Linked DNA regions of Homo sapiens: region 2 is linked to region 1. A link is an interaction called in ENCODE POLR2A ChIA-PET data of the cell type or tissue named here. Cell type or tissue: MCF 10A. All regions are shown on one strand. Links, peaks and the distances in the headings refer to the core of each region. The heading gives the core; the rest is flanking DNA. Region 1 overlaps CAST (calpastatin). Region 2 overlaps LOC101929710 (a long non-coding RNA gene).

Region 1 (6,822 bases), core at 2,023-4,522:
TATTATAACATGGATTTCCTGGTGGGCAGCAGCCTGCACACGTTGCTCACTTCCCAGCTCATTCTTGTTTGGCACATCTGATTGGCCAGTGTAAATCACATGCCTTCACCCTGCTCCAAGGGAATCTGGGGGTGTGAGTCTTCTGGATCCTACTTTGGGAAGGCATGGACTGATAAGGCAGGAAATTATCAATATGTGGTGAGGTTTTTCAAATATGTGGCCTCCTGCTGAATGACAGATATCCATGACAAAGGAAAACAGGAGAATTACCTAATTGAATAGGAAAACTACAGATGACAAGTTATTCAGCAACATTAGGCCTTTCAAACAGAAGAAAGCGCAAACAACTTTCCTCCCAGCCTAGACAGGAGGAGATCTATGAAGGAATAAGCACCTATCAGAGAAATACTTTCGTGATTTGGGTCCTGAGTCTGCCATAAATAGCTGTGCTGACTTTGGCAACACAGCTCTCTTCCCAGGTTCTTACTTTTCTCATCTGTAATAGGAGTGAGGGTTTGGGTTAACTCTTCAGGTACTGTGGAGGGTATGCTGACATTCAGTGCCAGCATCAGCCCACAGTACCCTCCTACCACGTGTGGTTTGTGAGATGACTGTGTGTTAGACAAGAAAGCGTTTTTATTTTAATAATTATGCTTATATTTTAATGTGCTATAAAAAGTAAACTAGCACATCAACTCCTAATCCCATGGCTATTTTCATTTATAGTGAGGCTGAATTTAAGGTTAAAGTAAATCTACTTCTTTTAAATTAAGTAAACATAATATATCTATGGCAGGTTAAAAAATATTATATAAGTAATGTACAAATAATAACCAGGGCTTGAGAAATAAGATCCAGAGCAGTAATTCTCACCTTTTAATGTACATAATGAGTCAGTGTGGGTTTTATTAAAATGAAGATTCTGGTTTAGGAAGTCCAGGATGAGGCTGAGATTCTGCTTTTCTAACAAGCTTCCAGTGGATGTGCTGCTGCTGCTTTGGCAACCACATTTTGAGTAGCCAGGAGACTGAATAGTGCAGAATGTGGGTAGTTTAGGCTACCCATAACCTAAACATCAACTAGAGAATCTGATTAAAATGCAGATTCTCAGGTTTGAAGCCAAGAAATTCTGATTCGCCGGGGTGGGGGAAGAGCCCAGGATTTCATATATTTAATAGGCATTCCCAGGAGTTTCAGATGCAGATGATTTGAGAACCACACTGGCAGGAAGGACACCCTCAGGGATTGTGATGGCCACAGCACAGCAGTGGAACTACATTGTTTGCCTTCACTCTAAGGAAAGGAGCCTTTTTCCACCTGACTTACAGCAGAAGAATCTTGCGAAAAAAATTTTTTTTTTTTTTTGAGACAGGGTCTCACTATTGCCCAGGCAGGAGTGCAGTGGTGTGATCTCAGCTCACTGCAACCTCCACCTTCCAGGTTCAAGCGATAATCCTGCCTGAAGCCTCCCGAGTAGCTGGGATTACAGGCAAGCACCACCGCACACAGCTAATGTTTGTATTTTTAGTAGAGACAGGGTTTCACCATGTTGCCCAGGCTGGTCTGGAACTCCTGAGCTCAGGTGATCCACTTGCCTCGGCCTCCCAAAGTGGTGGGATTACAGGCATGAGCCACCATGCCTGGCCAGAAAATTTGTTTTATAACCATGTGATTACTCATCTGTACTCATCAGGAGCACAGAAATACATTCAGAGATAGGCATCATTGAGCTGCCTAACTCTGGAAGCTGTGGGGCCCAGGGCCCATCCCTATGGGGTGTGGCCCAAATTAGTCACCCTGTGCTGTTTTTGTCACAGGAGAAATTAATGTCAGTGAAACCTAGATGAGCTTTTAGTCTATTTTTAAAAAGGAATGACAATACTAATGATCAACAACAACAACAAAAAGGGATATATAAGCTATATATCAAGAAGAATTCTAAGTCCGGGTGCATGGCTCATGCCTGTAATCCCAGCACTTTGGGAGGCTGAGGTGGGTGGATCACTTCAGGTCAGGAGTTCGAGACCAGCCTGGCCAACATGGTGAAACCCTGTCTCTACTAAAAATACAAAAATTAGCTAGGTGTGGTGGTGCATGCCTGTAATCGCAGCTACTCGGGAAGCTGAGGCAGGAGTATTGCTTGAACCTGGGAGGTGGAGGTTGCAGTGAGCTGAGATCACGTGACTGCACTCCAGCCTGGGCCACATAGCGAGAATCCCACCTCAAAAAAAAAAAAAAATTATAAGGACAGGGTCTTCTGCTCTGGAAATGTTAGAATCTTAAAGTTGGAAGGGCTCTTATTTCACTAGATTTTTGACAGAAATAAAAGACAAAAAAAATAAGGTAGCTGTGAGGAGTACCTTGAAAGGTACATCAGAGGGCCCTAACTGCCTTGGCTGCCTGGTGGGGTACAAAGCTGTATGGATGAGTTCACCTTTTTCATGCCACTGGCCATCATTTGTCATGACTCGACACAGCACTGTCCAACCTGTCCTGAGGTCTGTGTTCCTCAAACAGTGACCAACACTACCTCCTTCACTCACACCCCAAGTTCAGGGTTCAGAGCCTTTAATGTGGTTGGTGTACGGCTTTTCATTTATTTTAAAATTTTTTATAATTATTTTCTCTAACTCTTATCATTCAATATTTATTAGTTGGCCTTCTATATGAAAGAGTGGCTTAACCCCTCTATTTATTCATTCATTTATTTACAGCAGTATAGACTCATGAATTTATATTGTATTCAATAGCTTCAAATCTATTCTAATTTTGAAGTTTGTAATATACTATAATATAAAGTAATCGGGTAGAATTCTTACTGTTAAACTACTCTTTAAAGAAATCCATTACACAGTTTTAACTGCATTTGCAAATCCCTGGTTGTAGTCATTACTAATCCACTTTATAGTTTCAAAAGAGGTCTTCGGGGGAGCATATTTGCGAAGTGCACCCACCGTCGTTGCCTTATTCTGGTAGTCACAGGGTGACAGCCGAGGGAGCGGTAACCTGTAATCAGCCGGCGGTGCGCAGCCCACACAGCACGTGGTCCGCATCACAGGCTGCGTTATTGAGTGAGCCAGTCTCCAGATGCCAGGCGCATGACGAGTCCACGGAGCGGGACCTCCCTCCCCACGCATCCCGGGCTCCCGGGGCGGGGCCGCCGGGCAGGGGGGCGGGGAGCATCCTGCGTCGCCTTCCCGGGACCGCCCCGCCCCGTCGCACTCAGAGAGCTGGGCTGGAGCTCCAAGCGGAAACCGCGGGAGCCGAGCCCAGCTAGGAATGCAGACCTCCTGAAAACCAAGCCGAGGACTGCGGGGTCCGGTGTCCACGCAGAGTGAGTACTGTCTTCCGCCGCTTTGCTCCAGGCCGCGCGTGCTCCCGGGTCTAGGGCCTGTGCCCCCGGCTACCTGCCCTGCGTGTCCGGGGCCTGGTCCCTGCAGCGGACTCCCCAGGCTCGGGACGTGCGCTTTTCCTACTATCGCGACCCTGGCGATACCGTGCGTTCTGAGTTTAACTGTGTTTCTTGGCGACTCCTCCTCCTTGTCGGTAACACTGTTACTGCCCCTTCCGCCGGGAAATGTATCTGGTGACCGGACGCGTAGGGTTACAAAACAAGGGATTTGTGTGGCCCGGTACAAGTGGCCCGAGACAAGTGGCCCGAGACAAGTGGCCCAAAAGAAGGAAAGCAGCAGCTATGTCAGTTTGGTTTGGCACCTTTATCTCTAGGGTTGGAGATAGATCTCCTCCTCCCCAGCCGTGCCGCCACCCTGTGATGACCTCCGTTTTAGAGCGTGAGCTCACTCTGACCTTTCTGCGTACCTGATACATGCTGGGTGTGGCGTGGCAAGTGTTGTAACCTGTTTCGGTTCCATTTCCTTTACACAACCTGAGACGGTTGTAGAATAACATCACTGAGGGTTACTTTGTGTCTATCTTTTAAGAATACAAAGTGTTTTCACAGAGATTTAACTTTCTCTTCTGTATGGTTAGGGACCCGGCATTCTCCACTTACACACAGGCAGGGGGAAGTTCTTTATTCCCATTGTACAGCTTCAGAAAATGAGGCAGAGAGTTTAGACAGCTTCCCTAAGGATCGGGACTTTGGGGCCTCTCTAGTTTTCTAGGAAACCACCTATGCATCAGAATGACAGAAATGCTTAATCAGCAGCTCTGGAAAGTTCCTGCTGTTTCACATGTTTTTCAGAGGAAAAACCTCTGCATTGCAGGGAAGCTCAACAAGGAGTGGCATCTACTGTTCAAAAGGGGAAAGTCTATTTCCTAATCAGCACTAGAGTTTATATTAATATAGATTGCTTCTTTCTGATGAATGTATTCGACTTTTGTGCACTGATTTTTCAGTATCTAAAAGGAATATTGAGTTGTTGGGAATATGCTGGGGAGGGTGTGCTGCTTGGGTTCTAGGAGGCAGTATAGGATTAAAATGAAGTAGTGAAATTTAGCAAAATCTTGCTGAACAAGGAAAGGCCACACCTGTAGACTGATGGAGAAGGAATAAGCCACCTATAGCAATGAGGCTGACTAGGGATCCCGTGTGTGTGCAGCAAGGACTCCTGGTGTCTATTACGAATCAGCATGCTTTGTAGACTGTGAAACAGTGTTTATGAAGCAGCACATTCAAGTATAAATATTGGCTGTGGTTCAGTTCAGATGCTTTGAAAGAAGAGTCCGAATGCCAGAGAGTAGTTGATTATATAGAATTAGTGGGGAGTTTTGGTTCCTTGATTATTCTCTGGCAGAATTGACTAAGTATAACATCTGTACTGCAATGAAAACATAAAAGCTAGTACGTAAAGTAACAGTTTGAAAGAATGAAACCAGAAAGAAAAAGAAAGCATTTTCTTTTCATTTGAATAACTTCTGAAAATCAGCTGAGTATTTATGTTTCTATTCATTGTTTATAATCACAGTTAACTTTAAGTGATCACTACTTCTTAGGTGGAAACATTTACTTTTTCTCAAAATATGAACTGTCTTAATTAGTCCTATTCAAATAAAAACTCCATAACCCATATTCTTCTATGTTCATATATATCTTTGTATCTCCTCTTTCATTATACCTTATAATTCCCTCAATTTGGAGATCATACGAATCTGGGATATCTGTTTTAGCATTGGTGTGTCTAACCTCATAAGAACATATCGCATAGTTTTTCTGATACATAGAATTAGCAATCTGCTTACTAGAAAATTACAGGAGGTCTTCATGAACATTGCATTTAATTTTTTCTCTATGGACGCTCTTGACTTAAAAATGTCATCTTAATGTTTCTCAAAAGGCATAGTCTTGGCATTTTGGGTGACAATTCTGAATTAGATAGAGCTCTTTGCTCGCACTGAATGTCAGAGCGTGACCGAAAGCACTTTCATGCATTTAAATGAACTTTGGTTGGGTACTACATCCAATTTTTTAAAATTGAATAAAACATATTAAAAAGGGCTAGGGACGGTGGCTCATGCCTGTAATCTCAGCACTTTAGAAGGCCAAGGAGGGAGGATCGCTTGAGGCCAGGAGTTTGAGACCAGCCTGAGCAACATAGCAAGACCCTGTCTCTACAAAAAATTTAAAAATTAGGGCATGGTGGCGTGCACCTATGTGGCCCCAGCTACTTGGGAGGCTAAGGTGGAAGGATCAGTTGAGCCTGGGAGGTTAAATTGTAGTGAGCTGTGATTGTGCTGCTGCACTCCAGCCTGACACAGCGATGAGACTCTGTGTCAAAAAAATATATATATAAAGAAAAAAAAGAAAAAAAAAGAATTGAGCCATACCATTTTGATGGAAAGCCATAAAAATAATTAGTCAATGATTTCCAATTTTTAAGGCCACTTTACATCTCCTAAGACTTGATGGCTTCTGGACAAATCTGTTTATTTGAACATTGCGATTTGGGCAGAAACTGTGTAATCAATCATACCGTTAGCAAGGTGACATTGTTGGACCCATGTGCTATAGTACTCTATTGTCTACCCTAAGCAATAATAATGGATTATTAGAAGGTGACTGTAATAGGTTCTAGTAAAAGAATAGATGAGCATAATCTGTATTAGAACATAGTATTAATAGTTCTAATATTAATATTTATATTAATAGTTCTAATAATAGTTCTAATGTGGCTATAACACATTAATAGTAACAGCTACATTTACTGAAAACACTATATTCTAAGCACATACGGAGCCCTTATGTGCTGTGATGATAATGTAGCTATGACGTAGAAACTCCTGTTATGCTCGTTTTACAGATTAAGAAAATAAAAACTGCCATACTATATTGTTTTTCAGGACATATTTAACAGCTTGCCATGAACACTTTTCAAAGAATGAGCTTCAGTGCATGAAAAGTTATCACACACTAAATTCGCATTTTGCTACAGTGATTTCCTCTCTCAGAATGCAAACTTTTACTATACCATGAGCCCCTTAAAGACAGAATCCCCTATAGCATCTACTTCATGTCTTCCACATAGTAATTGCTCAATATTTATTGGATTGGAAAAAAGATTAGTTTTATCGTAATATGAATAGAGCCCTAAGATGCTGTTACATTAATATAGATTATTCCTGGTTAGGTAGAAATGATAAAATAATATTCATTTTTATTCTCTAGGATTTACAAGTAGAGTTTTTGAAGTTTAATATCTCTTTGTGCTTTGGCTAAAGATTATAGAGTGGATAATCAAAAAATATATGAGCAAGGAACCCTTTTTTCTTTCTTTATTTTTTCCCTGGAGTTTCTGCAATTGGCCAGACGTGATGCTAGGCATACAGAGGTATGGCCCATATAACAAATATAAAGAGCAATGT
Region 2 (6,822 bases), core at 1,514-4,013, 73 kb before region 1:
AGTTACTTCGTACCTCTTAGCACACATTTCTTAACAGGCAAGATGAGAACAATATATGCTTTGCCTACTCTAGAGGGTGATTATGAAAGTTTTTGAGAAAGTGTCTACAACTCTGCAGAAGGCGAAAATTTTGGACAGCAGAGTTTTCCAAAGAGTCAATTTTGGGCTATTTAAAAGACCTTTTATGTAAAATGACCCCCTTGACCATGATCATGACCTTTTATTTTCATAAATAATGGTGATGTTACATATAACTTTTTCTCTCTCAAATACCATTATCTGGCAAAATACAAAGTCAGACATTTTTTGATAATTTTACTAGTCTGTGAAACCTAAAAATTTGGGATCCACCTTGTGAAAAATCTTAGAAAGCTATAAAAATGTAAAAAACTGTGTTGTTCCAATTTTCTTAAGAGGAGAATACTTCCTTAACAAACTCCTGTTTACGGAAAGAAAGGTTTGCTCAGTGCACAGAAATATAAATGTCTTTACACTCTCCTGGACTTGTGTGATTTATGAGGAGGAAGATGAGAGAAGGAGAGGAACCTAGATAGGTAATTGGTTCTTCACGTCCCTTGGAAACTACTGGAAGGCATTAGAAAATTTTCAAGTCCTATCCCTTAGAAGCCCAGAGTTTCATAGTCACAAAGTAAACCCTCCAGGTGAAACCTGCCTTTATTTGCCATGCTTTCATTTTCATTTCGCTAGTCATGTGCCTTACCCTACAAAGTGAAGGCAGAATATTTGTTGCTCCGTTGATTGACATCTGTGATTCTGTTGTAGAAACAGAATGTTTGTTGAATGTGGAAATAAATGCCACCCTCTCTTATACAAACATTTAGAAAGGAAATACAGTAAATCCTTTTAAATATTGTTTGTTAAGCATCCTTTTAAAGTGCTGTTTCAGTGAAGAAAAACTTTACTTAATCATCTGCTTATCATTCACCACACAAAGGCCTCTTTTGTAATGGCATGCATGGAAAAGTTTGATAACTTATTAAAAATGCCCTATGGAGGAAAAAAGGTTAATAAATATATAACTTTAGCAGGTCAGACACTGCCCTATGGCCAAAATGTTTGGTATTCAAAAGAAAATGCCAGCATCTTGCTACTCAGACTTCTGAGCAAGAATGGCAATAATGAGTTCAACTCTTCTATAAACACACAGCATTCACATTGTGTAGATGAACTCAGCAAAGTTTACATTTATACATGACAATAACCCTAAAGTCCTTGAAACGTGCCCTAATAACACATGCAACATTAAAAATAGGAGAAAATTTAGAAAGTATCTAACCAACCTCCTTGTTTTAAGAATCTGGGGGGCTGGGTGACATAGTTAAAAGTATCTGGGCTTAGAGCCAGCCAGACAGATCTGCCCCAAGCTTGTCTCTGCCATTTGCTAGCTATAAGGTCCTTAAGCGACATTCACCACTTACCACCACCCACCCCTACCTCCTCATCAGTGAAGGGAGGATAATAATAGTCAGAGATCATCTAAGTCACAGATATGTGGCTTTTGCAAAGTTACCAAATTAGTTTAACCTTCAGAACCCAAATTAGGAAGCAAGTATGGATGTTGTTTCCCTGCACGATTAGCACATAATCAACGAGCAAATATCTTGTGCATATGGCTACTGAATAGAGGACATGAGGGGCGGGGGGTCATAAAGGCCCAGCCATTTTGCAGGATGTGTGGCAATTCTGATGCACATACTTGCTGTGGTTTGAATGTATCCCCCAAAAGTTCATGTGATGGAAACAGCTCCCCTCTGGGTGGGCCAAGGCTTTGCCAAGCCTCCATTTTCGTTCAGTTTCTCCCACAGCTGAATCCTGCTTCCATTCACAAGTATTAATTCCTTATAAATGCCTTAAACCCGATACAACAGTGTTTGGAGGTGGAGCCTAATAAAAGATAATTGGGTCACAAGGGCAGAGCTTGCATGAATGGATCAATGTTGTTATCCTGGGAGTGGGTTGATATAAAGCGAGTCCAGCCTCTGGTACCTCTCTCTATGGTGAGTGTTCGCTTCTACCTTCCACCTTTTAGCCATGAGATGGCTCACCAGATGCTAGTGCCTTGCTCTTGGGCTTCCCATTCTCCAGAACCATGAGCTGAATAAACTTCTGTTCTATATAAATTCCCCAGCTGGTGTTCTTCTGTTATAGCCACAGAAAATAGGCTAAGACAGTATTCTTTCCAGCGCTCCCCTCTGGGTGGGCCAAGACTTTGCCAAGCCTCCATTTTGGTTCAGTTTCTCCCACAGCTGAGTCCTTCTTCCATTCGCAGGTATTAATTCCTTATAAATATCTTGTACCACAAACTCTGTCTCAGCATCTTCTTGCTAAAAAGTATGGGTTGGCACTTTGCCTCAGTTTCTTTCAGACAGTGAACATAGTGCTAAACAGGAGGGTCTTAGGCCAACCAACTTGAAATCAAACTGTAACTTATATCTCAATCTTTCCTTCCAATCTCATTCTTTAACCCTCCCTATCAGCATCTGATTCAAGCAACATGGGTTTGTTCACCTCCCACCTTTAAAACCCACTGCTCTGCTGTCTGGGAGAAATGTTTTCTTCATCACTCTCTGCCTAAACTTGATTAATCAGGCTAAGCAATGTACCACAGCACTTATTTAGTGTTGATTTTGGCAGAGATGAATTTCTTCTTCTATGAAGTACTATGAATTTGCAAACACAGATTTAAACCACAGCCAAGCCCTAAACCAGCTAAGCCTGCAGTACGGTGGACTAGACTCAACAGGATTACAGAACAAGGCAATTCCAGGCCACTTCTGGGCCTGCCTGTAACCTGAGAAGGCTTGAGATATCTGTCACAGCTTCCTGTCTTCTCAATTAGTCATTCATTCAAATAATATTTATGGAGCACTGTCCTAAGAACTGGGGATGTATCATTGAATAAAACAATCATGTTCTCTGTCTTCCGAGCTTACAGTCTATGGTTAGAGACAAAAATCCAGCAAAGAAGCAATTAACCATAATTAGCCATGCAGGATACTAACAGAATGCAGTGACGGAAAAATGAAGGTGATAAGTGGGAATCTATTAATACTTAGCTATCAGGGAAGTCTTCTCTAGAAAAAGACTAAGTTGGGCCTGAAAAATAAGAAAACACAAGCCATGGGAGAGTCAGGAAAGAGCATTCGAGGCAGAGAGGCTACATCAAATCATTCTTTGTTTACTGAACAAGTAAGTTACTTCTGAGCTAAGCATTAAAATACAGGAGGGAAGAAAACTAACTTCTAAACAAGTGAATAAAGTATCATACTCCCTTGAGGCCAGGTGCGGTGGCTCATACCTGTAATCCCAGCACTTTGGGAGGCTGAGGAGGGTGGATCACCTGAGGTCAGGAGTTCGAGACCAGCCAGACCAATATGGTGAAACCTCGTCTCTACTAAAAATACAAAATTAGCCAGTTGTTGTGGTGCATGCCTGTAATCCCAGCTACTTGGGAGGCTGAGGTGGGAGGATTGCTTGAACCTGGGAGGCGGAGGTTGCAGTGAGCCAAGATTGTGCCACTGCACTCCAGCCTGGGGGACAGAGCAAGACTCCATCTCAAAATAAAATAAAATAATGAAGTATCATACTCGAAAGAAAGAGAGAGAGAAAGAAGGAAAGAAAGAAAGGAAGGAAGGAAGGAAGAAGAAAAGGAAAGGAAAAGAAAGAAAGGTTGTTTTGTTTTGGTCTACAATTGATTCTTGTATACTAAAAAAAATTTTTTTAAATAATCTCTTACAGAGTCTCCACCTGACTGCATTGCTTCATGGCACTGTGCTTTTGGACATTTGATATCCTTCAGCTAGAATATATTTCTTCATTGTCCATTCACAGGAGCCTTCCTTTCTTAAAGACTCAATGTAAGCATCTCCTCCTTTTTAAGTAGCATTTTTTAAATTGACATATACTTCACAGGACATAAAATCCACCATCTTAAAGCAAGTTCACTCTGTTGTACAACCATCACCACTATCTAACTCCAGAACATTTTCATCACCCCAAAAAGGACACTAGGACCTGTCAGCAATTAGTCCCAATTCACCTCTATTCCCATGCCCTGGCAACCACTAATCTACTTTCTATCTCTATAAATTTGGCTATTTTGGACATTTAATACAAATGTAATCATAAAATATGTGTCCTTTTTTGTCTGACTCCTTTCATTTAGTGTAATATTTTCAAGTTTTATTCATGTAGCATGTATCAGTACTTTACTCCTTTTTATGATTAAATAACATCCCATTGTATGGATTTCATTTTATTTATTCATTAGCTGATGGGCATTTAGGTTACTTTCACTTTTGGCTATTGTGAATAATGCTGCTGTGAACGTTTGTGTAAAAGTTTTTCTGTGAATACTTTTTTTTTTTTTTGAGACGGAGTCTTGCTCTGTCTCCCAGGCTGGAGTGCAGTGGTGAGATCTTGGCTCCCCGAGTAGCTGGGACCACAGGCGCCCGCCACCACGCCCGGATAATTTTTTGTATTTTTAGTAGAGATGGGGTTTCACCGTGTTAGCCAGGATGGTCTCGATATCCCGACCTCGTGATCCACCCGCCTCGGCCTCCCAAAGTGCTGGGATTACAGGCGTGAGCCACTGCGCCCGACTGCTTGTTTTCATTCTCTCAGGTATATATTTAGGAGTGGAATTGCCGGGTCATATGGTAATTCTATGTTTAACTTTTTGAGGAACAGCCAAGCTGTTTTTCACAGGGGCTGTACCATTTTACAGTCCTACCTGCAATGTATGAATATTCCAATTTGTCCACATCCTCGCCAACACTTGTTATTGTCCTTTTAAAAATTATTATTATTATTATTATTATAGCTATCCTAGTGGGTATGAAGTGATGTAGCATCATAATGACTAATTATGTTGATCACCTTTCATGTGCTTGTCAGTCATTTGTATAGTATATATTCTTTGGAGAAATGTCCATTTAAGTACTTTGCTGATTTTAATTGGGTTGTCTTTCTGTTTTTGAGTTGGAAGAGTTGTTGATGTATTCTGGATACTATAGATACTATACTCTTATGAGATGTATAATTTGCAAATACTTTTTCCCATTCTATGAGTTGTCTTCTCACTTTCTTGACAGTGTCCTTTGACACACAAAATTTTTTAATTTTGATGAAGCCCAATTTTTATATATAAAAATTTATATATAAAAATTGTGCTTTGTCAATTTTATATATAAATATACTAAGATAAATAAATATAAAGAAATATATTTTATACACACACATATTTTTAATTGCTTGTGTGTTTGGTGTCTTATCTAAAAAACCATTTGCTAATCCCAGGTCTTAAAGATTTCCATTTATATTTCTTCGAAGAGTTTTATAGCTTTTGCTCTTATGAGTCTTTGATCTTTTGAGTTTTATATACAGGGTGAGAACAGAGTGCTAATTTATTTTTTTGCATGTGGATATTCAGTGGTCTCAGCGCTATTTGTCGAAAAGACTATTTCTTCCTTCTCATTAAATTCTTTCAGCACCCTTGTCAAAATCAATTGACCATAAACATGTGGTTTATGTGTGGACTCGCAGTTCTATTCCATTGGTCTATATTTCTATCTGTATGACAGTAGCACGCTGTATTGATAGTAAGTTTTAAATTGGGAAGTGTGAGTTCTCCAACTTTGCTCTTATTTTTCAAAATTGTTTTTCCTATTTTGTGTCCCTTGCCGTTGGAAATTTGATAGGGATTGCATTTATTCCATATGTCATTTTTTTAAAGTTTTTGGTTTGTTTTGTTCTGTTTTTGAGACAGAATTTTGCTCTAGTTGCCTAGGCTGGAGTGCAGTGGCGCAATCTCAGCTCACTGAAACTTCTGCCACCTGGGTTCAAGTGATTCTCCTGCCTCAGCCTCCTGAGTAGCTGGGATTACAGGTGCCCGCCACCATGCCCGGCTAATTTTTTGTATTTTTAATAGAGATGGGGTTTCATCATGTTGGTCAAGCTGGTCTGGAACTCCTGACCGACCTCAGGTGATCCACCTGCCTCAGCCTCCCAAAGTGCAGGGATTACAGGCATGAGCCACTGCTCCTGGCCATTCTATAGATCAATTTAAATAGTATTGCCGTATTAACAATAGCATCTCTTCCAATCCATGAACACAATATGTTTTTCCATGTATTTAGGTCTTCTTTAATTTCTTTCAGTAATGTTTTGTAGTTTTCAGTGTATAAGCCTTGCAGTTCTTTTGTTAAATATTTTTTCTAAGGTTATTTTTTAATTCTTTTGATGCCATTTAAATTGAATGTTTTCTTAATAGGACTTTCAGATTAGTATCTTCTCTCAGGTAAAACCCCCTGACCTTTAGTTCCCCTAAGTGAGAATTGACAACTCCATTCAATGTCATGTCTCCACCTGGCAGATACCTGTATTATAACATATTACAATATTCCAAAGGCCAATTTATTAAGGCCCTATTTATTTATGCCAATTTCCCTTGCTTGTGGGCAAAGACCATCATGTTCTGTTCCCTTTCTTCACCCAGGACAAAGTGTGAACAGAAATAGCAAAGCCTAGGAATGAAGCTAGCTAGAGGGAAAAGATGGGTTTGATGTTTTCTTGATAATTCTAGCGAAAGGTTCAGCTTCACCCAGAAACACACTCTACATCAGTCGTTCTGAGAGATGGTGTTTCAGGCCTTCCCCTGTTAAAATCTATCCTCTCCTTTTACTCACAGCCAGTGTATATCTCTTCCCTAATTTTCCAGCCAATTAGAACAACTCATGACTCATCCTGACTTCCCAAAACTGTTTTGCAAATGGAGAGAAGTGATTTTTTTATTTCCTCAAT

The links. ChIA-PET counts read pairs that join two places held together with the same protein. Peaks named below come from ENCODE experiments on the same cell type or tissue, not always from the same donor. Only the 100,000 strongest peaks of a DNase experiment are listed, where the experiment ranks them.
Region 2: POLR2A ChIA-PET joins it to region 1 with 28 read pairs; 3 of 35 experiments call an interaction of 5 or more read pairs at or near these places.

The regions. Positions count from the first base shown.
Region 1 is chr5:96,699,582-96,706,403 of GRCh38, forward strand. The region is part of intron 3 of CAST (calpastatin); the gene reads left to right. It overlaps LOC107986363 (a long non-coding RNA gene), which reads left to right and starts at 5,764. Exons shown (of 2, transcript XR_001742454.2): 1 at 5,764-6,822. RefSeq lists a silencer at 3,095-3,224 and an enhancer at 3,464-3,963. In MCF 10A, for the core only: no CTCF peak of the experiment used is centred there; DNase peaks (open chromatin) are centred at 3,130, 3,530 and 3,830.
Region 2 is chr5:96,627,208-96,634,029 of GRCh38, forward strand. LOC101929710 (a long non-coding RNA gene) reads left to right here. Exons shown (of 5, transcript NR_130776.1): 5 at 3,760-3,878. It also overlaps a transcript of CAST not described here. Among named protein-coding and RNA genes, the nearest start is that of CAST, 32 kb to the right of the region's middle. In MCF 10A, for the core only: no CTCF peak of the experiment used is centred there; a DNase peak (open chromatin) is centred at 2,774.